2 separate regions of the Homo sapiens genome follow, and region 1 is linked to region 2. A link is a loop called in an ENCODE intact Hi-C map of the cell type or tissue named here. Cell type or tissue: sigmoid colon. All regions are shown on one strand. Links, peaks and the distances in the headings refer to the core of each region. The heading gives the core; the rest is flanking DNA.

Evidence for each region. Peaks named below come from ENCODE experiments on the same cell type or tissue, not always from the same donor. Only the 100,000 strongest peaks of a DNase experiment are listed, where the experiment ranks them.
Region 1: it touches region 2 in a loop (1.9-fold over the local background); 3 of 110 quality-filtered maps call a loop at or near these places.

Annotation. Positions count from the first base shown.
Region 1 is chr2:37,606,685-37,622,328 of GRCh38, reverse strand. It overlaps LINC03063 (long intergenic non-protein coding RNA 3063), which reads right to left. Exons shown (of 2, transcript NR_187223.1): 2 at 9,242-10,156. Among named protein-coding and RNA genes, the nearest start is that of LINC03063, 52 kb to the right of the region's middle. In sigmoid colon, for the core only: no CTCF peak of the experiment used is centred there; DNase peaks (open chromatin) are centred at 6,318 and 8,008; H3K27ac peaks cover 1,026 bases.
Region 2 is chr2:37,516,497-37,532,140 of GRCh38, reverse strand. No RefSeq gene overlaps it. Among named protein-coding and RNA genes, the nearest start is that of LINC03063, 38 kb to the left of the region's middle. In sigmoid colon, for the core only: no CTCF peak of the experiment used is centred there; a DNase peak (open chromatin) is centred at 8,120; H3K27ac peaks cover 669 bases.

The DNA.
Region 1 (15,644 bases), core at 4,903-12,902, 89 kb before region 2:
ACTCACACGGTCGGTGTTTAGGTGAAAGCTTTTCCTCCATCAGCATACTGGGTAGACTGAGATTTATAAACTATAGGTCTAGGGGGCAGTGGCTACAGGAATGTTTATATAGAGGGCTGAAGTATTATTTTGCTTTAACTTGGATGATTCCTTAAGACCCATGGCCAATTCTCTGCTTTGGAGATGCAACTCATTTGGATATTGTCATCCAGATATCAGCTTCCCCTTTTCTTTGCTCCTCAGCTGCAATCCTGAGAGATTTGGTTAAACCTGGCCCAAACCCCAAATCTATCTCTTTGAACCCTGAGAAGGCCATCTCGTATTCTCTGAATAGCTGTGCCTTGGTTCCCTCTTTGTTTCCACGTTCCTATATTCACAAGGAATGGATAATTTGAGTCCATTCATTGTTTCCTTTTTTAAAAAAATCCATTCAGTTCAAGCACTTCAGGATTTAGTCAATGTCATTGAGATTTGCTGGGTGTGTGGTCTTCAGCCATCATCTTCAATCCACCTCCACTCTCCCTTTCCTCATCCTTATCTCTTAGAACAATAGCTAAATGCTCTTCCTCTTATGGTACAGCTTTGCCCCGAAGCAGATCCCTTGAGTATTTAGCATCTACGTACCTTCCAAATTAACAGGATTTTCTCCCTGAAGGAATTCTGGTGGGTTTAATGATTTCCCCATTCATCACTTATCATTAAGCAATTCCACATACAGAAACTTTCCCTGATTCCTTTAGCTTTCAAAGGTCTCCTGCTCCTCTGAATTTATGCAATGCTAAGGGTTTGCACCTACATCACAGAATCCTTTTTCCTGTTTATTTTGCTAGTGTTTCATGTCTATTTGTCATGATCCTCGATTAGGTTGTAATGTGTATGAGGATCAGGACAGTAATTCTTACACCTCTAGTCATGCATTCATTGAGCAAGCCTTTGGATGTCCACTATGTACCAGGCACACTTAATACAGATGGCAGCATGTCTCCTTGAGAAGCTTATAGCTTAGGAAGGAGCAGAAGCATATATATAAACAGATGAATTATAACACACTGTAGGAAATGCCATAAGAGTTGTGAACAAAATGCATAGGCACCTAGAAGAGGAAAACTACCAATAGAGCTGAAAAGAGCCTCTGAAAGATGCATAGGAGATCATAGGAGAGGGGTGTTACGCACGAGCACAGAGATATGAGAGAGCAAATCGTGTAAAGGATAAATTAAAAAGTTCAGTGTGGCCAGGGCTTGGAGCTTCTTGAGCAGATGGAAAATAATTAAAGAGGTTGTCAGGCAGGCTATAAAAAAGACTTCTGAATTTCTCCTAGCTCCTAGTCTGTTGCTGTGCCTAATAAATAATAGCTTGTACCTAAGAAATAGTATATCATGGTAGAGCACTGTACCATCTTCAGAGAACTTTTACACTTACGATTTTTGGTCTTAACTCTATAAATAAATGATATCTCCTTCAAATTTACGGATAATGAAATTGAGGTTCAGACAATTTTAGTGATGTGCTTCAAGTCACCCAGCTAAGTAACATCAGGTGAGACTCTAATCTAATCCAATTACCTCTTCTAATTCTAAATCCAAAACTCTTCACCACCCAGATCATGAGTGAGCAGGTCCATGACTGTCATCATTACACAGCCTTATAGAGTGAGATGCTGTATAACTTAATGAAAAGAGAATGAGCTTTAGAGACACAATTTCCAAGTTTAAGTCACTTACAACCTGTGTGACCTTTGGAAAGTGACAGAATCTGAGCCTCTGTTCTGTCACTATCAACATTACATGTCAAAGCTTCTTTATAGAACCATTGATGAGATCAAAGCATACAATCCCTCCATAAATTCACAATATGAATACTACAAACCTATTTTAAGTGACTATTCCACAGAGGAAATTTTAATTACATATTACCTTTCAAAAAAATAAATATAATTATTTTAAGTCTACCAAATATTTTAATTTTGGCCTAAGCAGTCTGGTGTACCCTTAAAGCCACTCATTCTTTCTTATTTTTCCTGGAATGTCATTTACAGGCTCAGCTTTATTTCTAGAATGAATTATAAACCCATCTACATATGAATCATTTGCTGTCCTCATTTCACACCACAAGTTCTATTTTGGGGGGTGGAGTGGGAGAATGGACAGCCATTACAAGCTCCTGTAAGAATTTGCTGTTTGCTCAGATAAAATGGCTCCTTCCTCCATGGCTTCCCTTTGAAAGAAACTGGTTGAGAAACACTCTTTTCCAGGATCTCTGTGTCATTAAACCACTGCCACTAGGGTGATTAAGGGTGGCAGGGGTGGGGTGACACAGGGAAATACCATGCAAATGTCACTCAGATCTGTCAACACCCACCCCAGCACTTCTGCAGGCCCTCCAAATCAGCCTTTTCTCCGAGTGTTGACTTCCAGAAAAATCATGCAATCAGCTTAAAATTTAAAATTACCTCAAAGACCAAAACAATGGTGGAGTTAACAGTGAAAATAAAATAGGGACCCCACGATGCACCAAAAATCACGTGATCATGTTACATTCCTCCAAAAACCCCCTCCCCAAACAACTGAGCTCTTCAATTAGTGCCATCTAGCATGGGAAAGGCAAGAAAAAAAAAATCACAGCTTACAGCCGATATTTTCCACTGAGCCAGCCACCCTCCCTTTTTTTCTTCCCTGAAGTTAATAGTGAAAGCTCTGTTTGTTTCACAATGCGTTAATTCTTGCTGCTTGCAAGAAATTATTTTTGGAGGTATCATATTTTAATATAAATTTCCATGAATCTTTCCACATGATTCCCTTGCATTGAGGCACTGCCCTCCCAGCCAAGCTCACCCAACAATGCCCACACTTCATACACCCTTAGGCCTGGGACAGGCCAAACACTGTGTTCACTGCCTGGACCACAGCCCTGGGTGCTGGTGGGGAAGGAGAGAACGTTTGCAACTGATCTCAAGTGTCATGGTGGTTTTCAGCTGGCAAAAGCATCTGAACATAGTTGTTGTATTTTTCATGCTCATGAAGGGATTTTCCAAAAATCCAAGCTATGTTTTGAAATCTGCATCATTATAGGGTATAGACCCTTCCCCTTCGTTCTTTCTCCAGCTCACTGCTTGCCAAATGGTTTGGAGCAGAACTTTTTGAAAACACAGCCAGAGGAAAGACCAGCTCATTTAGCCAAAGAATAAAACAAGAGGCTGATTAAAAGAAAAGTTACACTATATTATTTCACATTTTGATTAGCCTAATTATACCCAATTTTGTTTATTGACTGTTCTCCATTCAAAATACCAGAATTAGAAAGGCTGGCTGCAAATACAAGAGAATTAGTCTTGAGGCAGGAAGGCCCCTAAACATGCTACCTACTGAGCATTAAAGTCATTGACTAGTACCTTTATTTTTTTCCTTATGAATTCCAAGGGCTATCATTATACGAAAAAAAAATTTTTTTTCATTTTCTGTATACCATATTTCTATCTCTTGGATCGGGAACTTAGAATGATCAGTGTTTGAATTCACTCTTGTCATTTTATCAGGTTAGTCTGAGCTTCAGTTTCCTCTCCTATAACATGGGAATAAAACCAAGCTGATAGGTTGGGTTACTATGATGATTAAAATAATTTTGTAAAGCCTATAACACACTGACTAGCACATGGTAAGTGCTCAATATATGAAAGATATCATTACTATTATTACTAATGAGATAGACTGTTCTACTGTGGCTTCGCCAATGAATGACACTTCCTGATATTTACCCCTGGTAAAGTTCTCTCCTGCGTTGAATCTGGGCTTGATCATGTGACTTGATTTGGCCAATGAGACTTTAGCAAGCGAGGCTTAATATAAGCAATTGGAAAAGGGGTTTGTTTTCTTGGTTAAGCTCCCTCTTGGATCCCAGCTGCCATGTTGTGAGGAAGACTAGGCTGTTCTGCTGGAGAGAAGCCATGTGGAGATGCCCTGGAGGATGAGACACCACTCACAGAGGACACCTGGAGGAGAACTCAGGTGCCCCAGCTAAGCTCCCACTGATGCAGTCAACACCACAGAGAGCACAGGAACAGGACATGGAATTGTGAAAATCATTGTGATAACAAACACCTGGGAAGGGAAAAAAAAAAAAAAACACCAACCCCTGCCACCAACACACACACAAACTTAGAAGTTACCTTCTACCCAACTGATGAAGACAGGCAGGCAATACTAAGTAAGAGCATGGACTTTGGAGTCACAACAGCCATGGGTTGACTCAATTACAAACTATATGACTGTGGGCAGATTGTCTCTAAGCCTCTGTTTTATCATCTATTCGTGAAAATAGCAGCTACTTCATAGGGTTATTGTGAGGAGTTTAATCAAGATAATCCATATAAATATTTAGTTCTGTGCTGGATGCATGGCTAGTGCTTAATAAGTATAAGTGATATCATTGTTTTCATTAAGGTAGAAATAGAAGCATAGCAATGTTGTTCAAAATATTAGGATATCTCATTAAAAACAAGTTGGCAGAGGCCACTGCCCAACTTTTCGACCCGAAGGACGTGCTGAGCAGCTGAAGCCAATCATTGATATTCAGGTCATTTCTGCTATGGTAGCTAACTTAAACAACCATGATTGTGTACACTCCCTTCCTTTAAAGAAAATATTGACTTTGAGTTTTCACAGGTGCTTTCGATTTAATCACTGGGTCCTTTATGCAACCACCTGTCCTTGTTTTTCTTTTCCATGGTGAAGAAGTAATGCTAACTCCTGCAAACCTGAGTTTAGCTCCAGAAATCCAACCCAGGAGAGAAAGGACGTGAATTGCCCTTCGATGCACGTATTATTCCATTCTCACACTGCTATAAAGAACTGCCCGAGACTGGGAAATTTTATAAAGGAAAGAAGTTTAATTGACTCACCGTTCAGCATGGCTGGGGAGCCTTCAGGAAACTTACAATCATGGTAGAAAGCGAAGAGAAAGCAAGACACCTTCTTCACAAGGTGGCAAGAAGGAGAAGTGCCTAGCAAAGGAGGAAGAGTCCCTTACAAAACCATCAGATCTCGTAAGAACTCACTCACCATCACGAGAACCGCATGGGGAAAACCACCCGCATGATTCAGTTACCTTCACCTGGTCTCTCCCTTGACACATGGGGCTTATGGGGATTACAATTCAAGATGAGATTTGGGTGAGGACACAAAGCCTAACCATATCAACCCATAATGAGAAAAGTTCATCAGAGCAAACACATCAAAACCCAAGTTGGGGGATATTTAATTTGCCATGTACCATTAGGGCAGTAGGCACAGTTTCAGCCCTAATCAAAGGCCAGGATTTTACTAAAATCCAAGCATTCCTGGAACCACACAGTCAAAAGGAAGGGGAATTAAGAGACTGTGTTAAGACAGAGGCCTCCAGCAAATGCAGTCAGTGCATATTAGAAGGCACCTGAAAGATACTACTTGTTTAAGAAATCAGGCTTAAGCAGAGGTAGTCATAAACCGCAAACATCTGTTCCATGGCTCATAACCTTGCACATCTTAGGGGAAAGCACAGTGTTACCACTGCTGGCAGCATAAGCCTGCTGATAAGGAATGTCTGGATGTTTTTCAGGCAAATACACTATTCTCTGAGTGATTTGGAAACTTTTTGTAGGGAATTCGTAAAATGGGTTTTTCCAAAATCCTAGAATAGGAAGGATTATTGAGTCGATATTCACAGCCCTTATTGTTTTGCTTGGAATGTTTAAATGCTTTAGAACTTACTCCCTCTGTGTAATTCTTGTCTATCACAATTGGGCCATTTGCTGAACCCTGTGAACTCCTGGCAGGCAGATCCTGTGTTTCTCTAAGGCAGCTCCTCCCTTCTCCCTTCCTCTTGGTAGCTTCTGTCCTGCCCTGGCTCCTTCTGCCCAGTAGACCCTTTCTTATGTCTGCATGTCAGCTCACATGAACTTCCTGAAGTCCCAATCAATATCCCTGGGTACACAGATTGCCAAGGCAACCTCTGCTCAATTCAAAGTCACCCAGAATACTCTCAGTCTAGCAAGTGAAAGGGGAAGATGTGGCTGGCTTAGAACAAAAATAACAGAGAGGCTGGTACCACCAAGCCTCTCTATGAAGCCAAAAATCCTATAAAAAAAGGAAAAGATGACGTGGATGCTGTGACTGCAAAGAAGAAGGCAAGGCCTGAGAGATGCAAGGGAAAAGTGGGCAACCAACAGCAAGGAACAGGAGCAGGAAAGAGAGAGGCTGTCACAGGCTGAGAGAGGGCAAGGCCCACATTTCCACCCACTTCCTCCTCCAAAACCCCGGCAGCATCTCACCAGCAAAACCTCTGCCAGCTCCACACTCTAGCAGCCAGCCACACCCAGGCCACCAACCCTTTGCCACTAGTCGCAAGAGGATGTTAGCTGAAGCCTCCTCTGATTTAAATGCCAGGCCACTGGCATGTGACTCCAAGATGTGTAACTCGTAGTAGGACTGTCAACTTGGGTCATTTAAAAGGTGACCCCACTCAGGGGTACGTTCTGGAAATAGTATAGTGACCTCAGCCGAAAAGGCTAGAAGCTGTAGTTAGTGGGACCCAGCAAAAGAACCTCTTAAGGACCCATAGCCAGAGGAGACCAGCACCAGACCATCCAGCAAGAACTTTCCCTATCTCTTCTTGTTCCCCTGCCTCAGCCCTGGGTCATCCAAGACAACCTAGTAAGTAAAGGAGAATGGTAAACATGCTCCGTAGAAATACAGAAAGTAGGTATGCCTCCCCTCCCTGACTTCATACAAGTTTCTAGGAGAAAGCCAGCCTGCATGGAGGATAACAGGGTTTCTACTCTAAATGTGACTATTACATGGGCCTGGACATTTTAATTTCAAATAAGATATATATTTTTTGTGGCTAGATGTAACTAGAGGACTTTTCCATTATTGTCTAAGAATAACCAAAACGAGGATGTCTTTGTGAGATTTCATTCAAAGGCAAGAGTCAGCAGAAAGGAGCCAAGATGGCATTCGCTGGAGCAGTGATGAGAAAAACATGACTTCATGATCATACCAGATTAAACTCTATTTGTTCAATATATCAGTTAGATGTTCATTGGCCCAGGCACTCTCTGAATCAGATCTGGCCGGGGAGAGAGGACATGGAGAGGCAGCTCAAGCTGGAAGATCATGTTGGTGAAGTTTGGTGACTTCTGTGACTGCTGGGGTAGGGTGACCCTTTCCTTGTCTGCTCCACTTCTGTCCCTTCATTTCTCCAAGATCTCTTGCCTGCTGATGTTAACCAGCTTTTATGACCCTAAATATTGTTAACCACCCACAGGGCCTGAGATCAGATTGTCTTAAGATTTTTCAAACTAGGAGAGCCCTTTCTTCAGAAGAAATTGTTGGAATTTTAAAAGACCAATACAAAGCATTCCTGCCTTACTGGCCTATGTTCAGAACCAATAGAAAGAAGTGGAGATCAAAACGTCAGTATCATTACTGGTAAAGCTACTGGAGACTGTGACTTAGATGTGAGGACCAAATGAGCATGCCAGCATTACATCCCCAAATTAAGCGTATCCACAGCAGTGCTGGACAGCTAGAAGTCTCCTATGAAGGAGTCCTCTCAGGGAAAACTACAGTACAAAGGAATCAAACAGACCAGAATACATGGCCTCTGAGGCAGGCTGTTCCCAAAGCTCGAGGGCAGAGGAGGAGACTGAGCCCACATTCTCAAGCGTCGCTCCCAAGTTCCCCAATCAGGGAAGCCACTCCTCCTCTGGAGAGGAGGGAATGAGGGGACAGAAATGTAAAAACTGCCAAGTTCCCCTTACAGGGAAACAAGAGGAATAGTGACTTAGTGTGTACTTGTTGCTGTCACATGTCTTACTATTAAGCAGATCATTGCTGTACTTCTCTGGTTGGAGAGGAGGAGGAAAGTGATGGCGCATGTGCTCTGTGCCGCTTACCCTATGGTGCATCCTTAGCCAGCTCAGGAGACTTGCTTTAAGCATCTTTGGAAAACACTGTCTTGGGTCTCCTGGCAACAGCACTGTGCATGGACTCAGAACATGCTGCAGCTGTGACTCATTGATACTCTGGTAGATTTCATTTCCGTGGCTTGACATCCAGCTCCCTGAGTGTCATGGGTGCCCACTGCTGCCTCTAGCCCAGCATCTCGCTGCCCCATCAACTCCCATCCACAGCCTGGCCCAGCACAATCAGTAGGCATCTTTGTGCCTAGGAGCTGCACCCTGCCTGTTACCCAGGCCTCCCTGGGGGAAACCAGTGAGGGAAAGGGTGAAGCAAGTCGGCTCCCTCTGCCTCAGCTTCATTCAGAAGCAAGATTCACCTGCCGAGCTCTGACCTCCCCCAGGTCATAATTGAACTGTAGGACTTCTTTGGTATCTAAAACCAGCGAGTTGTGCCTTGCTTTGAACTGGCTCCATATATAGCAATTCATCTACTTGCTTGGTCAGAAGAACGATTCCTAAAAGAGGCCAAAAATAAATGACAATGATGTTTACTGACTGGGGAGGAAGACTTGAAGGCGGAGCTGTGTGCATTCCTATTCTTGGATATTTACTTCCAGGTCCCTTTAAACCAGTAATTTTTAACTTTGGGTCTGGGGGTGGGGCAAGAGAAGGGTCATAAATTCTTTGCATAAACTAATGAAAGTTAGAGATGCTCTCTCTCCAAAAGTGCACACACACACACACACACAAACACTATGTGTATATATATGTGTAGTATGTATACACATATATAATATTTAATATATATGTTACATATAAAGTATATATATGTGTGTGTGTGTGTGTGCATATATGTGTGTATATATACATATAAATTATATATATAAATTAGAGACTCCCTTGAGGTATGTACATACAGACACACACACACACACACACACACACACACACACACGCCAGAATAAGAACCCCTGCTTTGAATCATGCAGAGTTTTAGAACTATATGGGGCATTAAATATAGTGTGGTACAAAACAGGGATTTCAATTGAACTAAAAAAAATATTTTTCTTTTCATAAATTGATATCCTATACTCTTTTAAAGGTTTAAATAAAGATAATAAATAAAGACAACGGAAACCACATACAAGATAGGGAGAATTAATTGTATCCGCAACAAGGTTGTTACTGTAAGTAGACTCTTACATTTAAGTCTGAGCTTCTGGGCAGCCAAGATAAACAGAGAAACATCAAGTAAAGCAACCAATTATTAAGAACTATGTGTTAAGCTTTTAAAGAACATGGTCCTTAAGGAGGAAAGAGTGATTTTTATTAAAATATTCAGAGGCTGAAGGCCAGGGCAAGGATACGTGATGGGCTGTGTGTTCCATGCTATAAATGGAGGTTAGGTTCTACAGGCGGCACTTAGGATTTGCGATATAGAAATACATAACATTGCTAATAGGGAAACACAAATAAGATTCAGGAAAAACATTACAAATGATCTCTGGGGAAAATCCAGTTTGTCAGGTGAGGGGCTGCCATCACGAGTCCTTGTTTCAATAGATTAATTGGGTGCATCCAGGAAGAGTCCCAGTCCTCAAGGGAGCCTTCTGGAAGACAACTGAATGCTCTTGGTCAAGTTTTGTCTTGTTGAGGAGGATTTCTTAAGAGTACAAAGATATCACAGCTAAAATGCACTCTCAACTCTTTAGAAGAATCAGTGCTGCTGGTTCTGGAGCCACATCTTGAGAATAAGCTGCTGGATTTACATTTCCCTCAGGACCCTAAAACATCCAGTTTCATTCCAGCTGATCTCTCACATTCTTCAAGGGAATCCCTGGGAATGTACTTTCAAGAAACAAGGCTCCGTCTGCTAACACTGGGATTCAGCTGCTGCTGAGAAGAGACTATTTCCCGCCACCTTCTCTGAAAGCCACTGAAACACAGCGGGCCTGCTTGTTCCTTAGCCACCTCCACATTTCCACCACGAGTAAACATGTAAGAAATTACAAATAGGAGACAAGCCCTACAGACTGTGAAATTACCTACAGTTGTTCACATTTTTCCCCATAAAATAGTATCCTTCCAGAAATTTGCCTGCAGAGAGGATAGTCTTTCTAGCAGTAATTCCTACCTGCGAGGGTTGCTGGTCCATTGGCATAACAGGACTTCAGGGTACCAGCCAGGAGATCACAAGAAAGATGCTTCTTCAAGTGTCTGCTGCAGTACAAAATAACACCTACTGAATATCATCCAAGACGCACATCTCTTTAGAACGAGAGCACATCAACATGTTTATTTAACAAGCACTATGTAGTGTTTCCCATATACCAGGCCCTGTTCACATGTCACTCTTTTGCCCCTTTTAACAACCTTCTGTGGAGACAACCATTATTATCCCCATTTGACAGAAGGAGACATTGAGGCCCAGAAAAGGTTAGTAGCCCATGTTACTCTGCAAGTAACAGAGGCAAGATTTGAACCCAGGCAGTCTAGTTCCAGGGACATGTTCTTATTCACTATCCTAGTGGTTATGTAACTTCAGCCTGTATCAGAATCCCCTGAAAGGCTTGTTAAAATGCAGAAACTGGGGCCCCATCCCTGGAGATTCTGGTTCAGTAGGTGTAGGGTCGGGGTCTGAGAATTTGCATTGCCAACAAGGTCCCAGCTGATGCTGATGCTGCTGGTTCTGGAACCACATTTTGAGAACTACTGCCTATGCTCACTAAGCCATCAGTTGAACACCTCCTGAGCCTTTGCACACTCTACCTGCATTGTTCTCAGTGAATCCTGATCATCAGTAGTTCTTTGAATTTTCTCCAGGTGATGCTAACATGTAGCTAGGATGAGAATCCCTGCTCTGCTTAAAGCCAGTGGTTCTCAATCTTGGCTGCACACTGGAATCACATGGGGGATTTTCAGATCTGCTGCCTGGGGTCCTAGCCTCAGTTATTGTTTTAATTGGTATGACCCTTAAAAGTCCCTGTACATCATGTTTTAAAAGATTTTACAAGTGATTGTAATGTACAGCAACCATTTGAAGATCACTGCTCTCAACTCTTTTCACTTTTAGAAGCCACCAGTTTGCTGATGATCAATTTCCAGGATCCTCAGGGATCTTCAGTTATCCTCCCTAAAGCGTGATGACAAAGTTAGCCCAGGCCAGAAATTAGCTGCTGCTATGAGACCAGCTGACTTCTAGTAAATGTTTCTAATTAGGGCTACAGATTTTTTTAAAAACAAGTTAGTCTTCTCACTAAAGGGCCAAGTTATTCAGATAATAACTTGATTTTGGCAGACTGTTGAAATTCTCTGGCATTGCCTTCTCCCAAATTTGGAGTGGTTTGCTTTACAAGAGGATTCTCTATTTTATGAAGGAATTCCTGGCAAGTTTTCTTGACAGGACACTTAAAAATAATATCTGATTTGCACTCACTCATAAATTAAGGCTGGAGCCTTTAAAAGATTCTACAGCCCTTGACAGTGGCAGAAGCATCTTTCAAGACATTGCTTTGCTCTCACTGTAAGGTCTAATCACTTCCCCTCTGAGTTCCTGTATTAATTCTGCTGTCCATAAAGCTGAGGTGAGAGATAACACTTTCAGACATCACTCAGCTGTTTGACCAGCTCTCTGTTACAAAAACAGACATGGACAACACTAAGAGAACAATTCAGGTGATCGTTTCTTTTGCTAGGGAAAACCTACTCCAAGTCATTCATTCATTCGCCTTCGCAAATGTTTCTTAATACGATAAAATGGATTTTACTCATCAGATTATGCTAGCAGAGTTCAATTCACTTGCATGATTTTTGAACTCACAGTGACGTATTTTCCTAGCACAAACCTGCAACCGATTGCTTGGGAGAAAATTTAATAGATGGCAGCTTATCCTTTTTTCCCCTCAGCTTTATTGAGGTATAATTGGCAAAAAAAAATTATATATAGTTAATGTGTTCATCATGATGTTTTGATATATGTATATATTGTGAAATAATTACCACAATCAAACTAATTTGTCTATCACCTCATGTAGTTACCTTTTCATTTTTTTAGTGAGAACACTTAAGATCTATTCTCTTAGAAAATTTCAAGTATACAATGCACCATTAACTATAGTCACCATGCTGCACATCGCATCTCCAGAACTTATTCATCCTGCAAAACTGAAACTCTGTACCCTTTGACTAGCATCTCCCTACCACCACCCCCAAAGCCCCTGTATTAGGTTCCAGTCCAAGATGAGGTCTGAGGGGATTCGCTGGGGTGGCAGGTAGCTGAAAGAACACTCGAGAGGCCACAGGTAGGTGAGACATGGCTTTATTCAGCAGCTCGCTGACACTGTTGGTGCTGCATTTATGCACCTCGCAGACAACAGTGGCTCAGAGCCAGGTGATGAAACTTCCCATGTTATGGCTACATAGCTATGATTATATAACGCATGGGGTTGCATGTCTGCACTCCAATCCCACTGTGTCATGCTGTGCCAGATGTGTACCTCGGCCTATACTTGACTGCAATGCAGCCATTGTCCTTACACCCTGGGAATCACCATTCTACTCTCTGCTTTTCTTAGTTCAACTTTTAAAAATTCCACATATAAGTGAGATCATACAGCATTTGTCCTTCTGTGTCTGGCTTATTTCACTTAGCATAATATCCTACAGATTCATCCATGTTTTAGTAAATGGCAGGATTTCCTTCTTTTTAAAGGTTGAATAATATTCCATTTTATATATGTGTGTATATATATGTATATATATATGTATGTGTGTATATGTACACACACACACCATATAAAGTATGGGATATATATTTATATACACACAGCATACTTTATCAATTTATCCACTGACATACACATAGGTTGTTTCCATCTCTTGGCTTGTCTTTGAATGAGAAATGTCTATAAAGGTCTTTTGCCCATTTTTAAAACCAAGTTATCTAGGTTTTTTTTTTTTTTACTATTGTTTGTGTTTCTTATATATTTTGAATATTAAGGCTTTACCAGATATGTGGTTTGCAAATGTTTTCTACCATTGCATAGATTGATTGTCTCTTCACTCTGTTGATTGTTTCCTTTGCTGCGCAGAAGCTTTTTAGTTTGATGCAATCCCACTTGTCTATTTTTGCTTTTGTTGCCTGTGCATTTGGGGTCATATAAAAAAAATTATTGCCCAGACCAATGTCAAGAAGCTTTGGTCCTATATTTTCTTCTAATAGTTTCATGGTTTCAGGTCTTATATTTAAGTCTTTAATCCGTATTGATTTTAATCCATATTATTTTAGCTGTGGGCTTGTCATATGTGGCCTTTATTATGCTGAAGTACATTACTTCTATACCTAATTTGTTGGGTTTTTATCATGAAAGGATGTTGAATTTTGTCAAATGCTTTTTCTGCATTTATTGAGATGATCATATGATTTTTATTCTTCATTCTGTTAATGTGTTATATTACATTGATTGATTTTTGTATGTTGGACCAACCTTGCATTCCAGGAATAAATCTCACTTGATCATGGTATGTATGCTTTTTTAATATGCTGCTGAATTGGTTTGCTCATATTTTGTTGAGACTTTTTGAATCTATGTTTGTCAGGGATATTGGCCTGTAATTTTCTTCTCTTGTAGCATCCTTTTCTGGCTTTGGAATCAGAGTAATGCTGGCCTTATAAAATGAGTTTGGAAGTGTTTCCTCCTCTTCAATTTTGTGAAGAGTTTGAGAAGGCTTAGTTTTAATTCTTCTTTAAATGTTTGGTAGAATTCATCTGTGAAACCATCTGGTCCTGTGCTTTCCTTTGTTGGGAGACTTTTTTTAAATTACTGATTCAATATCCTTGCTCATTATTGGCCTGTTCAGATTTTCTATTTCTATTTCTATTTCTTAATGATTCAGTCTTGATAAGTGTTGGAAGTTGTTGAAAACGGAGTATTGAAATCGCTGTTATTACATTGCTGTCTACCTCACCTTTCAGTTCTGTTAATGTTGCTTTATATACTTAGAACATGCTCTGATGTTGGGTGCATATATATTTACAATTGTTATAGTCTCTTTATAACTTGACCTTTTGATCACTATATATTAAATAATAACCTTTGTCTCTTGCGACAGTTATGATTTAAGTCTACTTTGACTAATATAAGTACAGTCATCCCTGCTGTCTTTTGCATGAAATACCTTTTTCATTCCTTCATTTTCAGCCTATATGTGTTCTTAAGGCTAAAGTGAGTTGCTTGTAGGTAGCATATTCTTGGATTTTAAAAAAAAAAAAATCTATGTAGCCACTCTATGTCTTTTGACTGGAGAATTTAATTTGTTTACACTTAAAATAATTATTGATAGACAAGACTTACTAATGCCATTTAGTTAATTATTTCTTTGTTTTCCTTCAATTATTTCTTCTCTTGCTTTCTTTTTGTTTTGATTATATTTTGTAGAGGTATGCTTTAATTCCTTTTTCTCTGTCTTTTGTGTATATATTAGAGCCTGTGTGTGTGTGGGGAGGCGGGGCGGTCACCATGAAACTTACATAGAACATCTTATAGTTTTAAGTCTATTTTAAGCTGATAATTTAAACTCCAAATGCATTCAAAAGCTCTACACTTTTACTTCTCCACCCCACCTATTTTATGTTAGTGATGTCAAAATTTCCATCTTTTTATATTGTGTATCTGTTAACCTATTATAGCTATATAGTTAAAATTGCCCCTTGAACAACACAAATTTGGACTGCATAGGTCTACTTAAATGAGGATTTTTTTTCAATAAAAGTAACACCAAGTGTGCCTGCCTCTTCCACCTCTTTCTCCTCTCCCACCTCTAAGACACCAAGACCAACCTCTCTTCTTCCTCCTCCTCCTTAGGCTACTCAACATGAAGACAACAAGGATGAAAAGACATTTATGCTGACACACTTTTACTTAATGAATAGTAAATATAGTTTCTCTTTCTTATGATTTTTTTATTAACATTTTCTTTTTTCTAGCTTACTTTATTGTAAGAATGCAGTATATAATACACATAAAATATAAAATATGTGTTAATCAATTGTTTATCAGTAAAGCTTTCAGTCAACAGTAGGCTATTAGTAGTTAAGTTTTGGGGGAGTCAAAAATTATATGCAAATTTTTGACAACATGGGGGAAGAGTTAGTGCCCTTAACCTCTGCATTCTCCAAAGGTCAACTGCATTTTGTAATATTGCCTTTATTGAATGAATACAACTTTTCTTTGTCCCGAATTTTTTATCAGCCAGGATTATTGATGCCATGATTTGTGTATGATCAATCTCCTTTAGGAATGGGATGAATATGTAGTAGTATTAACCTAAGTATGGACCAGCATCACCTGGGAGTTTATTGGCAATGTAGAATCTGGGACCCACCCTAGACCTTCTGAGTCAGAGCCTGCATTTTAACAAGACCCCAGAATGCACCCATCTTCTGAATCTTTTCCTTTCTTTTATGCATGGGAAAACAGACAAGGAAAGTTAAAGAACTCATCCAATATAGGAAAACAGTATCTAGCAGGGGAAAAAGACAGAACCAGGCCTCCCTGTCTAAGACTTTCTGTTCTATCAGACTATATTTCTGAATGGTTGTCTAAGCTTTTGTTTTATTTTGTTTGAATATAAGGAGGCACTTCCTCTTTATAGAGCAATTTCTTCGGACAATAGGTCAACTGAATTTTTAATACTTTGTCTTCTTTTG
Region 2 (15,644 bases), core at 3,895-11,894:
AATACAAATGCATTGTTATAAATTGATTCTCTGGATTAAAAAATAATGCATTTTTTAAAGGAAAACTCTGAGAAAATGCTTTTGCCACATGAATTATCATAATACATATACACACATACACTAAACAAGCACCAATGTATATACTTGACACATCTGGATTTTGAAAGCAAAGCACACTAGCTGGAAGCTGTATGGTGTCAGAGTTAGAATAAGTACTTTGGGGGCAGACCTGCCTAAATAAATGTAACCCTGTTACTTAATAGCTCTGTGATTCTATGCAAGATAATTAACATCTCTCTGCCTCAATGCCTTCATTATAAATGGAGATAGTAACAGAACCTAGCTCTAAGGATTAAATCAGTTAATGCATGCATCCGGTGAATGTTAGCCATTATTAGGGGTTCTTCGATCACTTGCATGTAATGAATGTCATTGCCTTCTTGCCTCTGTTTGTGTGTGTCAATTGCAGAGACTACAATTCCTACATCTTTCCATTTTCCTATTGTGCTAATCCAGTCGTCAACTCAAACTGGGATCCGTGGACTATTTGTCTCAGAATCATCTATGGGCATTGTTTAACAAGCTAATTTTTTTTTTTTTTTTTTTTTTTTTGGAGACAGAGTCTCACTCTGTTGCCCAGGCTGGAGTGCAGTGGCACAATCTCAGCTCACTGCAACCTCTGCTTCCCAGGTCAAGCAATTCTGCTGTCTCAGCCTCCCCGGTAGCTGGGACTACAGGTGCACACCACCATGCCCGGCTAATTGTTGTATTTTTTTTTTTTTTTAAGTAGGGACAGGGTTTCACCATAATGTTCAGACTGGTCTCGAACTCCTGACCTCAGGTGATCCACCCACCTCGGCCTCCCAAAGTGCTGGGATTACAGACATGAGCCACCATGCCCAGCCAACATGCTCATTCTTTAACCCTACTCTAGGCCTGAAACAAAATGTCTGCATTTTGAAGCTCAGAAAGCTGCACTACAAATAAACACAGCCTGCCTTAGTTCGTTCAGGTTGCTGTAACAAAATACTTTAGGCAATTGAAAAACAATAGAAATTTATTGCTCACAGGTCTGAAGGCTGGCGAGTCCAAAATCAAGTTATCAGCAAATGTAATGTCTAGTGAAGCCCATTTCTCATAGATGGCAACTTATATGTGTCCTCACATGACAGAAGGGGCAAGCAGGCCTCCTCAATCCTCTTTTATAAGGGTATTGATCCCATCCATGAGGGCAGAGCCCTCATGACCTAATCACCTTCTAAGACCCACCTTTTATTACCACCACAATGGGGATTAGGTTTCAGCATGAATTTTGGAGGGACACAAATATTCAATCCATACCACCACCCAAGGAATTATGATGTAGTCTATGAATTTTGAGGAAACACTCCATAAATATGTCCACAGGGGTGTATTCAGCAGCTCCACAGGTAAAGCAAAGGCAAAGATTGGAGGCTCCAAAGGCTTTACAAATCAGCCACAGCCATTCTCTGCAGATTTCTGCACATGCATGTGTCACTATATAGCAAACAAGTGTCAGAAAGGTAAAGCTGCTGTCGTGTAATTTTAATACAACACGGTGGCTATAATATTGCCTATGAAGAGAAATAAAAACACATAGTCTATTCAGGGATGATTTTGTCCTACAGTCAGAGAAATATAAAGGATCTACTGAAATAAAATGCTGAAACACTCAGCTTTGGTCATGTTGAATATTTACATGTTCATAACTTTAAGAAAAAAATTATGTGGTCACATATTCCCCAGAGCAGGTTGGCCTTGTCAGATTCTTGTAGGTCGCCACTCTAGCACTATGGACTTTAGAAAGTGCAATCACATTGCTGTGCCACATCTGCAAGAAATTGAAAACAAATTGCAGCAGAATTTATGTTGCAAGGTAGCAGTTTCCAGCTGCACATCATTTGTTTTCTTTTGTTTAAAATAGTTCTAAATTGCATGCCAGCTACTGTAGGCTCCAGATTCTATTAATGAGGGATGGAAAACTAAAGCAGCTGCTTGTCCTCTGAAAGCTTGTGCCAGGGAGCTTCTAAAACCCTGCCATGGGTCTCTGCAGTCCCATCAGAGGCTTCCAGCTAATGGGGTGGTTTTTCTAAGACAGTGCTTCTCAAGGTGTAATCCAAGAATGACTTGCTCAGAGATCACTTGGGAAGCTTATTTAAAAGCAGTTTTCTACCCCCAGCCCTGAACTCACTAAATCTGTTCTCCAGGGGTGAGTGCAAACATCTGCATTTTAAGCACATTCTTTTTTTTTTAATTGCAAATGTATTTATTACACTTTACAGATAAGTTATATATACACACAAATATAATTTTAACTGTAAAATCACAACAAACTAGTTACATTTAAATCCTTGGCTCTGTAGAAGACAATTTAGAAGTCTTCTAGTCCCCTAACTTTACCTTCCTTAAATTATAAAAAAAAAAAAAATCTGACAGTTTTAACTTCAAGTTAAAGTTGAAGGGGTGATATCACATTTCATCACTCAGAAATGGAAATTTTACCTGTCTATACAAAGCCTTTCACATGCTACAGTGACACTTAAAGTACCATTACAAGACTTTAAATGTGTAAAATATTTAATTAAAACCTTCAAGGATTTTCTTTAAGATTGTGGGTGTTTAACTTGGTTCTAATAACTAGAATGGGGAATGAAACTAACAAACTTGTTTTTTTCTCCTTCAGTCCAATTTTAAAATAGTCCGTTCTGTACTTCTCATCACCATCTGATCTCTTCTAAAGGAGGAGAATATATGGAAGAGTCCTTAACCAAGCTTTTACTCATTTGGTAGTGAGGTTGGAATCCCATGGGAAACAATTTTCCAAAATCCAATAAAAGATGTCCCATTATTTTCAAATACGCAGAGGTGCTAGATTTCAGAAACGCAAAACACAACATAAGTATCTGAAACAAAATGCCTCGGTGTGGTTTTAAAAGAATGCCTATGTGTTGTCAAAAAGCTTTTTCAAGGCAAATGATGCTGGCTTTCCAACTGACATAGCTAGTGTTTGAAATAAGCCTGTTTTCATGGTATTATACCAGACTCTGTAAATGCAATCCCTATAATTACCTAAAGTAGAGGTGCATAAAACACATAAAATAAGGACTCTGCAAAAATTTGACCAACTTTTATGGTGTCTCACTCTCAGTGTGTTTAAGCATGAATATATAAACATTGGAGGCAGTTCTTAGAACAAACCAGATAAAAATAAAATAATGACCAGGTAGGTTATAAACTGAGGTAATAACTCTGCAAACACTTCTCATGAAAAAATTCAAAATTAAGAGGTCACCTATTCTACTTGTTTTCCATTACCTGTGACAGGAGACACATGGAGTAAAAGCAGACCATTAAGGAGGTGGTTAACAACCCCTCAACCTAACATACACACACCATATAAAGCTAACTAAATAAACCAAACACAACCAGTCAGTGTAAAGACTTTCATTCAAAAGTAAACTTTGGGCTAAAGATATCAAGACTTTCTAGTTGTTAACCTGTAGTTCTATCCTTTCCTGAAAGTACAGGCCTTGCCATTAATTCTCTCATTATTAGAATAGTAGAAAACAAGCCTGGATATTGACCAAAGTTTACATTTTACATTTCAAACATGAAAACTCAGAACTGTGCATTTCCAAGTTTATAGTGACATCTGGACAGGTTTTTAAAGTGACGGTGCTGAGGCATGATATTCACAAACACTGGTTTTCTGTTGAGAGTATATACACCCACACCAAATTACCCTGAAATGTCTCCTATTTTCTTCCTAGGAAAATTCTAGGCTTTTAAGTTTAAAAAAATAAATGCCTATGATGCAATTATTACTTTCTAGAGTTAAGCACATTCTTACACACAGCAAGATTTGAGGACCACTATAATCTAGAACCTACTCTAAAATGAATCATTTCCCCTAAAATCAAGTGGAATTTTCCTCAACCAAAAACCTCAGTCTGCCTTTCCTAATTTTCTCCCAGCAATATTTTTTATTCAAAGTTGGTGGCTCATGCCTGTAATCCCAGCACTGTGGGAGGCCAAGACAGGTGGATTCCTTGAGCCCAGCAGTTCGAGACCAGCCTGGGCAACATGGTGAAACGCCGTCTCTACAAAAAATACAAAAATTACCTGGGCTTGGTGGTGTGCGCCTGTAATCCCAGCTACTCAGGAGGCTGAGATGGAAGGATCACCTGAGTTTGGAGGTGTCGAGGCTGCAGTGAGCAGTGCAATGATCACGCCACTACATTCAAGCCTGGAGACCCTATCTCAAAAAAAAAAAAAAAAAAAAAACCAGAGTTGAATAAATTCTCGCCTGCTTAATTATTCCCATTACCAATTATGGTGAAACTCAGTTTAAAAGATTTTACTTTCACTAGTCAGTAAAGTCCAGATATAAAATATCTCACCACTTTTTGAATATGGCCCTTATAGGAGTCAGATCGTGTCCCTGATTCATTGTGAGAGAGAATGCATCTCTCCCTAGAATATAAAAAGCTCCCAGAACAGGTGTGTTGGGTAAATAAGAGTTACCATGGCATCCTGCTCCTCTGTGGACTCCCCTCCTTACAGATTTAGTTGTAAATATCATTCTTGGCTAAGTTCCTCATTCGTATGACTCTGTGATTTGTCAAGTGTGAACTAATATGAACCCTCTTTTCGTACATTTAACGTGTTGACATTGGTCCTGATGTTAGAATAAAATGGCACACCTCCCCCAACCAGTTCACCTGGCAGATAACAGGCCCTCGATAAATATGTGTGGAATGAATGACCAGCGGGATACCACTGCTCTGGTATCTCACCACATAAACATTAGAGGTAGTTCTTAGAACAAACCAGATAAAAATAAAATAATGACCAGGTCAACCATTAGAATATAAAAAGCTCCCAGAACAGGCATGATGAGTAAATAAGAGTTACCATGGCATCCTGCTCCTCTGTGGCCTCCCAGAGGTTAGTAAAACCCCCATGGTTAATAAAGCTGCTGAGAATCTACTCCAAGAAGTCTCATGGGCTCTCTCATAACCCATAACAGATATGCCTTAAAGTCCTTCATTAATTCATAACTATTTATTGAGCACCTATTATGTGTCAGGCACTGTTCTAGCTGCTGGGGATGCAGAAGTTAACACAAAATTTCTGTCCTAGTGGAATCTATTTCAGTGAAAGATGATAGACAATAAACAAATAAACAGATCAATGAGAGAAATAAATATAGGGGTAACTATTATGAAGAAAATGAAATAGATGTGATAGAGAATGTATTGTTTAGGGTACACCTGAATTTCAGTAACAGAGAGATTGAAAATACGGTGCTTAAAGAAGATAAAAGTGTATTTTTTTTGCTCCTAAAGGTGACCTGTCCAGGGGTGGAAGGTGCTGCATCTACAGGGGTCCCCAAGGACCAAGGTGCTATCCGTCTCCCTGTTCATCTCCCAGAGTGGTATACTCATCCAGTGCACTCATCTGGAGCAATTCACATGCACCATGTCTACATTCCAGCCTGTGGGAAAGCAAGAAAGGATGACCAGGACACACGGTGCATCAATAAGAAGATGACTATAAGTGTTGTGTTTTCATTCCTCTCACTTCCCATTGGCCCAAACTTAGTCACGTGACCACAACAATTACAAGGCCATCTGGGAAGTGTAGTATCTATTTGAGCAGTTGAGTATCTGGCTACAAATTGGAGCATTCTGTTATTTTAAGAATAAAGGAATAAAAGACACACACTGTGGTCTTCTGCCGTAATTGTCCAGTTGTTCTCTGGACTAGAGGTGAAGATTTTTTAGCTGGGGGTTTTGTTAAAGTAGTCAGAAAGACCTCTGAGGAGGGACATTTGATACGAGATTGAAAGACACAAAGGATGCAGTCATGGAATATATGTGAAAATTAGAACATCAGCAACCATGAGTAAAGATGACAGTGGACCTGTGTATGTTTCAAACTAAAGTTTTAACTGTTTTTTTAATTTTTAAATTTATTATTTTATTTTCTTTTATTTCATTTTATTTATTTACCTTTAGATGGAGGTCTTGCTATATTGCTCAGGCTGGTCTCAAGCTCCTGAACTCAAACAATCTTCCCGCTTCAGTCTCCCAAATAGCTGGGACTATAGGTGCTTTCTGCCACACCCAGCTTTTGGTTTTGTTGTTTAGTCATTACAATATGTAATTATTTAAGATAATCTCAATAAAAGAGCACATCATGAGATATACAGATAAAACATACATTTTATCTATATCTATTTTTAACTGGTAAGATTGTCAATCCTGTTTCCATACCATATCTGGATGCTTTTGATACATTGGACACGTAGTCACAGGGAATAATTTACATAGATGATTGTTTGGTAGAAATGAAATTCTGGAAGCCTGATTTTTTTCCATTCATTTTTCCAATCATCTCAGATTTCCAAATGGAAAATCTTTGCAATCCCTCCCATAACCTAAGCTACCGTGCAGCCCCATGGACAGACTAACAGGGTGTAGAATGGAGAAATCTTTCTCTAAAGTAAACTAAGAGGAACTTCTAAGTTTTGGGCTCAGTTACCAGCCAGATGGATTGTATACAAGGCAAGAAGTGTTTTGACATTGATTATGAGGACAGAAAATGCCTCCTGGAAAGGTGGCTTGTCCTTGCCCCATTCTGGGCATTTGCAATGCACTTGATAGATTCAGGTCTAATTGAAACCATAAGAAACACCACCTGAGGCAGACCGATAGTCCATCTGGCCCACTGCTCAGGCTCAGACAGAAGCATCCAAAGACTCTGCGTGAGGAGGTCCAATGCCTCATCGGATTTCAGCCATGAGAAGGTAGAAACATACCCTGAAGAGCCCTTACTTTCCTCCGCCAAAATAAGGGATTGTGAGTGAGGCAGTGCTGCTGTCCTCTCCCAAATCTCCCACTTCCTCTCAGGGGAGCTGCCATCTGCTTCCAAGTCCATGAGTGTTCATTTATTAAACAACAGACCTAGCTCCTGACAATGCTTGCCGGGAATGTATACTTCACAATAATAAGCCTTAGACACTGGGGACAAAAATGATCAGAAGCACCATTTTCCCAGGGAATTTATCCACTTGGCAAACCCTGGGCTTGTGAAGACATGGCCTGCCTTCTCCTTCAGTGAAATAAGATAATTGTTTCTGAAGAGTAAAGTTTTATATTTTAGAGTGTTGAGGTCATATCCCCTTCTTTCTATGGGCTCCCCAGGTAAGGAGTTTCATTAAATATTTTCTTTGCTGTGAAATTGCCCTCACAACAGCATCTATCCCTTGGGCTAACCAAAAACTTTAAGGCACAATCTAACCACAAGATTTTCAGTGAAAACCTTTATTTAAATCGTGTGTGTGCATGTGTATGTGTGTGTGTGCATAAACATAGCATGAGTATGTGGCATATGAAAGCTGAAAAATCTCTGATGCTGTCCACATCTCCATCTTTCCACCTGTCCCCCACCTGGCTGGCATGGGCTAGAGGGGCGGGTAGTGTTCTGGTGGCAGCCTCCTGAGACCTAAATGGCCTTTGTTACATACTTCAGAGCTGCTTAACACCCCTGACATGTTCTTAGCTATGAGCTCAGCTCCTGGATTCTTCCAAAATCTGTAGCTCACACTTTTCTTACCTTTCAAATCCTCAAACTATAAAACCTGAAATATAAAGTGCATATAGAGGAGAAGAATGCAGATTGAAACCTTGAGTGCTTGGGAGCTTCCAAGAGTACTTTGCACTCACTAACTAGAGGATGTAAAAGTACCTGTACCCACAGCACACCAGTTGCACAAAGGCATAGAAGTGTTCTTTGATCTAAAAGGATCGGGGAAGCTCTCAGTCACCACGTGCTACCACTTCCCTAGCTGGACAATGCTTTGGAAAACAACTGGATGCATGATTGCATCTTAATTCTAACCCTCCTCCATTTGAAAAATGAGGATACTGGGGCCCAGAGGGATTTGGGGACTTGCCTCAGGTCACAAAGTCAGGGAAGGGCAAGCAGTAACTGGAAGCAGGAATCCAATGTCCTTTTCATTCCACCAGTGTTTGTTGGAAAGAGTATATTTCTGCTTGTGAGGCAATCTTCAGTCTGCAGAGCCGTAGTGTAACGTTTTGGCATGGAGTAGCAGTGTCGTAATCTTCCTCTAACACTTCCCCAGTCCTAAAAACCATATAAGGAATTTGAATCTCTATCATGGTTCCCAATTAGCTTTGACAAACTTGATGTCTTGCCAGCCAGTAAACTACATCACACCCACTGATTCCAACAGGGCAAATCATTCTATTAAACACTGAGACTTAATATCTCAGCTAAAAACAACCATCTGTTCACACTTAATTACCATCTTCCCCAAACATATTTATTTGACAATCTTAAAGAAAACTCCAGTTGCAGAGAGGACTGAGGATTTGAAGGTTTAGCATTTCTGCTTAAGAGCTGTCAGTTAAACTTAAAATTATCTCAGTCCTGGTTCAAGTCCTACTGGAAATAGAAACACACATTTTTCAGATGGTTCCAAAAACATTCTTGCATTTATTTTCTAAAAAGAAAACTTTAAGAACAAATCATGAAAAAAATAAAATAAAATGAGCTGCCTTGCTTTTTCTTTCCCTTTTTTTTTCTTTCTTTCTAGCTTTCTTAAACATACTTGTTCTCGAAAGAAAAAAATTGGAAGGAAAATACTCAGATGCCAGGTGTACCTTTATTAATTGGCTTAACATGCTAGTCAAGAAACCAGCTAGCTACACTAACCACCATCATCATCTCTCTGTGCCTCTCAAAGGAGACTGCTGGGTTTCAATCACTGTACATAAGCAGTTTTTTATTCTCGTGTCACCTCTGTAGAGATCTAATTTACATGTGATCACTTAAAGCCTCTTTTGAATGTTTTAAATAGTCAGAATCTCAATAGCTATCAACTTTTCAGAAGGGGCTTTAGCTTTAATTGTATTGTACATCAGGTATTCTTATAATGTTAAACAGTCAAGAAATTTATAGTAAAGAAAGGAATTCTTTGTCAAGCAAATAAAAAAAAAGCTGATAGCCACAACATTCATAACCAAGACTTTTTTTTTTTTTTTGGCTTAACTATTAGCCACCCCACAAGGCAAAATATCCCTATCCCTAAATTTCGAAAATATTCTATTTGGGGAGTTATTTTTTTGGAGTAAAGAAGAATGAGTTGGACCACCTCTGGCCATCTGTGTGTTTTTTCATTTTTGTAGCCTTTGCTGACTGCAATGCACTCTGGTATCTTGGACTCTCTTGGGGAAAAATAAGCAATTAAGAAGCTTTCCAGAGACCAACAGTTGTATAGGAACGACTTGCAAACAACATTTCATCACTCAGGGAATAAACATCATTGCTTATGATGTACCAATTTCTCTGCTAATATCTGGGAATACAACCATAAGCCGGATAAACAAGTTTGTTGTCTTCCTGGAGCTTCCAGTCTAGAGAGAGAGAGACTAAGAATGCTGCTTAAATAACAACATACATAGAAGAAAAATGATCTGTCAAAAAAAATCTGGCTTTTTAAAAGTAATTTTCAAAAAACGGTGAATATACTGTTTCAATATTTTAAATACTGACCTATAAAAAAAGGAATTAGCATCTATTTCATTGCTACTATATGCAAAGGGCTTTCCATATATTTTTATTTAATTTTCACAGAGATCTTTGTAAGTAGATATTAAGAACACTGAGGCTCAAAAGTTGAAGTCTCCAAAACGAAAACATGGCCTGTAAGGGATAAAGCCCAGTAATACCATCCACATTCATCTGATTCAAAAGTCCATGCATTTTCCCCTACACTTCCTGATTTCCTTGACTAGGCTTTGGCACCTTAGCCGAAACGCTCACATTTCTTCAGACTTCTCTTTCAACAGTGTACAAGGAGGCACACAAGGTTCTCTAGCTGATATCTTTATCTCTGATTCGAATAATTATCTGAAAGTCCAAAAACTTCATTTAACCTTAAGTAAAATCTTCAGACAACCCCACCCCCATCTCCAGTAGCAACACAGTCTGATGTTTCATAATTCCTCAAGCATGCTAGCACTGAATGAACTTCAACTTGCTTAGCAAATTTTCATTGCAGACGAAGTTTCTGTGCTAATCTGGAATTGATACCTTATAAGAATACAGCCCAAATTGGGAAGTTGAAGAGTTTATATATCTCAAAATTCCTTAGTCATAAAATAATGAACTAGCAACAAAAACGTCTACCTTCCTAAAGCATATTACAATCTGACTGCACAAGTCTTTTGTTCTAAACACTTATAAAGGGAAGTGGATGGTCCTACTGGAATCCTACTAGACATATAAATGAAGAATTTTATATTACATTTTGTAAAAAGTTTATTCTCCCTCAATATTTAAGGGAATTAGCTGGCAACATTGGCCAATAAGCAACCCACATTTACCTACAGAATCATTTTTAAATATTTTACTTTTTTAAAAAAGTACACATTTTGCTTCCAGTATGTAGCACCAAAGGCCCATTCCAGGGCATCCCTCCCACTGAATAAACTAAAACCTCTCAAAAACAAAAATATAGAAGGAAAGTAAGGGGAAAGGTAGATTCAAGAATCCTTAACAAAATATTATTACACTGTGTTTAACAATATACAGACAATACATCATAACTGTGTAGAATTTATTCCAAGGAACTAATGTTGGTTTTAGCATTTGAACACCAATCAAATATAATTCACTCATTAACAGATCAAAGGAGAATATTCATATTATCATTTTAATAGATGGGGAAAAGACATTTGACAAAATTTAGCACTCATTTGTGATTTTTTTTTAAAACTCTCAGCAAACTAAAAATATTTGGAAATTTTCTCAAATTGACAATAGTCATCCATGCAAAACCTACAGCTAACATCATACTTGACATTGGCACCCTAAGATTGGTAACAATTCAAGGGGACCTGCTTTCACTGCTTCTGTTCAATATTATACTGGGAGTCTAAACCACTGTAATATTTTTTAAAAGAGGGAGAGGGAAGTAAAATGAAAAAGATGGGAAAGAAATAATAAGAATAAAGATCAATAAGAAAGTAAAATAATATTTACAGGCAATAGAATTATTTATGTAGGAAATCTCAGGGAATCCACAAAATAATTACTAGAACTAATAAATAAGTTTAGTAAGGTACACGGACGATATTTTTAAGCCATCGTATTCCAGTATATAAGCAGCAACAATTCAAAACTGAACTTTAAAAAAATTCCATTTACAATAGCAATAAAAAAATTGTTTTAAGCAAGTCAAATGTGTCTACACCAAAAACTATGGAATACTGCTGAGAGAAAGTAAAGAAAACCTAAATAAAAGGGAAGATAGACCACATTCGTAGATTTAAAGACTCAGTGTATTAGTCAGCATTCTCCAGAGGACATATATAAGAGGAGATTTACCATGGGAATTGGCTCACTTAAGTATGGAGGCTAAGAATTCTCATGATATGCTGTCTACAAGCTGAAAAACCAGGAAAATCATTGGTGTAATTCAGTCTGAGCCTGAAGGTCTGAGAACCAGAGGAAGGGTGATGGCCCTGGTATAAGTCCCAGAATCCAAAAGCGCAAGAACCCAAGCTTCAATATCCAAGGGCCAAAGAAAATGGGTATCCTAGGTCAAGGAGAGAGAGAATTCACCTTCCTCCACCTTTTGGTTCTATTCGCTCCCTCAATGGATTGCATGATGCCTACCAGTGTTGGCAGCGTGGATCTTCTATACTCAGTCTACTGTTTCAAACACTAATCTCTTCCAGAAACACCATCACAAATACATCTAGAAATGATGTTGTTTACCAGCTATCTGGGCATCCCTTAAACCAGTCAAGCTGAAACAAAAATAACTATCACATTCAATATTATTAAGTTGATGATTTTCCCCAAGGTGATCTATAGTTTCAATGCACTGTCAATTTTTTAGGAATTGAAATGCTGATTCTAATACATATATATATGTATGTATATGAAAACACACACACACACACACACACACACATATATATATTCATATATATTCATATATGTACATATATATTCATATATATATTCATATATGTACATATATATTCATATATATTCATATATATATACATATATGTACATATATATTCATATATATTCATATATATACATACATTCATATATATATTCATATACACATATATATTCATATATATATTCATATACACATATATATTCATATATATTCATATACACATATATATTCATATATATATTCATATACACATATATATTCATATATATTCATATACACATATATATTCATATATATTCATATACACATATATATTCATATATATATTCATATACACATATATATTCATATATACATATATACATATATATTCATATATATATACATATATTCATATATATACATATATATTCATATATATACACATATATTCATATATATTCATATATATACATATATATTCATATATATTCATATATACATATATATTCATATATATACATATATACATATATACATATATATTCATATATATACATATATACATATATATTCATATATATACATATATACATATATATTCATATATATACATATATTCATATATACATATATATTCATATATATACATATATTCATATATACATACATGTATATATTCATATATACGTATATATTCATATATATATTCATATATATGTGTGTGTGTGTATATATATATATATATATATATATATATATATATATATATATATGAAAACACAAAAGACCCAAGCATTCTGTTAAAAGAAGAACAAGGTTGGGACACTTACCTGATTTCAAAAAATATTTTATAAAACTCTGATAATAAAAGCAATATGGGCTGGGTGCAGTGGCTTATGCCTATAATTCCAGCACTTTGGGAGGCCAAGGCAGGAGGATCACTTGAGGCCAAGAGTTTGACACCATCCTGGGCAACATAGCAAGACCCTGTCTTTACAGAAAAAAAAATTTTATTTTAAATTAGCCAGGCAAGGTGGTACATGCCAGTATTCCTAGCTACTCAGGAGACTAAAGAAGGAGGATAACTTGAGCCCAGGAGTTCAAGGTTACAATGAACTATGATTGCACCACTGCACTCCAGCCTGGGTGACAGAGTGAGACTGTGTCTCTAAAAATAAATAAATAATAAATAAAATAATATAAAATAAAAGTCAGTATGATACTGGTGAAAAGACAGACATATAAATTTATAGAAAAGAATAGAGAATACAGAAATAAACCACATACATATGGTCGATTTGTTGTTTTTTGTTTTTTTTACAAAAATACTAAGGTAATTCGATGGGGAAAGGATTTTCAACAAATGATGTTGGACACATTGTTCAGAAAAAAAAATTAATATGGTCCTTTACCTCACACCATCCACAAAAATTAACTCAAAGTAATCATAGTCCTAACTTTGAAACATAAAACTCTAAAATTTTTTACAAAAAGCGCAGGAGAATTACATCTTGGGGTAGGCAAACATTTCTTGGCTAGAACACAAAAAGCATGAGCCATAAAAGAAAAAAAATAACTGATCTTCGACCAAATTTTAAGTGTTTTACTATCTGAAAGACACCACTAAGAAAACAAAACTGCAAGCCACAGACCTGGGAAAATATTTACTAAACATATATCAGACAAGTTCTTGCACAGAAAATATATTTGAAAATTTTATCACTCAACAGTAAGAAGACAAACAATCCAATTTTTAAAATAAGTAAAACATTTATATACTTTACCTAAAAGGACCTATAGTTGGCTCAGAAGCATATGAAAAGAGCTCATATTGTTAGTCATCAGAAGTGTAAATTAAAACTACAACGAGACACTACTATCCACCTATTATTCTAGAATATATATCCTATATATTTTAATATTCTATATATTAGAATATTCTAGAATATATATTCTAATATTAGAATATTCTAGAATATATATTCTAATATTAGAATATTCTAGAATATATATTCTAATATTAGAATATTCTAGAATATATATTCTAATATTAGAATATTCTAGAATATATATTCTAATATTAGAATATTCTAGAATATATATTCTAATATTAGAATATTCTAATATTAGAATATTCTAATATTCTAGAATATATATTCTAATATTAGAATATTCTAATATTCTAGAATATATCCTACATATTTTAATATTCTATGTTAGAATATTCTAGAACATATATCCTACATATATTCTAATATTCTATATGTCAGAATATTCTAGAATATATATTATATATTCTAATATATTCTAGAATATATATGTTAATATTCTAATGTTCTAGATTATTATATATATTCTAATATTCTAGAATACATTAGAATATTCTATATTCTAGAATACATAAGAATATTCTATATTCTAGAATATATATCTTACATATATACATTTTAAACTGGCAATACCAAGTGTTGATGAGGATGTAGACAATTGCTGCTGAGAATGTAAAGCACAACTATTTTGGAAAATGGTTTGGCAAGTTCTTTAAAATATAAAATATATAAAATTTATATAAAATATATCATAGGATATATATTCCTAGGTTTTTACCCAAGGGAAATGAAAGCATATGTCCACACTAAGACTTACACACAAATGTTCATAGCAACTTTATTTGTTATCGCCAAAAACTGAAAACAGCTTCTATGTCCATTAACACAATTTGTGGTACATCCATATAATGCAAAACTACTCAGCAATAAAAAGGAACAAACTACCAATATGCTCAACAAATTACGATTTCAGAAGAATCTCAGAGTTATTATGCTGACTGAAAGAAGCATGGCCCCAAGGAGCATATACTATATTATTCTATTTATATGAAATTCTTAAAAATGTAAACGAACCTATAGTGACAGAAAGCAGATCAGTAGTTGCCTGTGAATCTTGGCAGAGGGAGGGGTGTATTTATAAAGGAGTTGGGAAAAAAATTTTAGGAGAGAGAAATAATTATTAACTTGGTTATGGTGATGGTTTCATGAGTGTATGCATTTGTCATAACTGATAAAATTATACTTTAAAACATTGTACTTCAATTATACTTCAGTAAAATTGTTAAATGAATTAATTTAATTTTTTCTACTTGCCCTAAATACATGGGCTATGTATCTCACATAGCCCATGCTCCTGGGCCAAGTTCCCAAGTTTGACCACATGAGATTATGGTGTAATAAAATGCTGTTTTGAAAATATGGAAAATATTAATTAACACAGAGAAATGATATGTGATGATTAAGAATAAGATCTCAGAGTTAAACATCCAAGTTTGAATCTCAGTTCTCTCTCTCACTTTCAAAGTGACCTCGCATGAAACTAATTTTTTTGTGTCTTAGTTTCCTCATCTGTAAAATGGAGATAATAGTACAACTTATTCCATTAAGTTATTTTGGATATTCAATAAGAACACCTGCCCAGTAGGCTCCTAATAAATTAGAGCATTGCCGTAACACTCAAATGGTATCCCAAATATTCTAATTCTTTTAAAAAATTACTGCAAGTTTAAGGAAATCACCCAGGCAAGTCTGCATAGCTAGGTGGGGCGTATTCAAGGAGCCAATCATTGATTATATCTTGT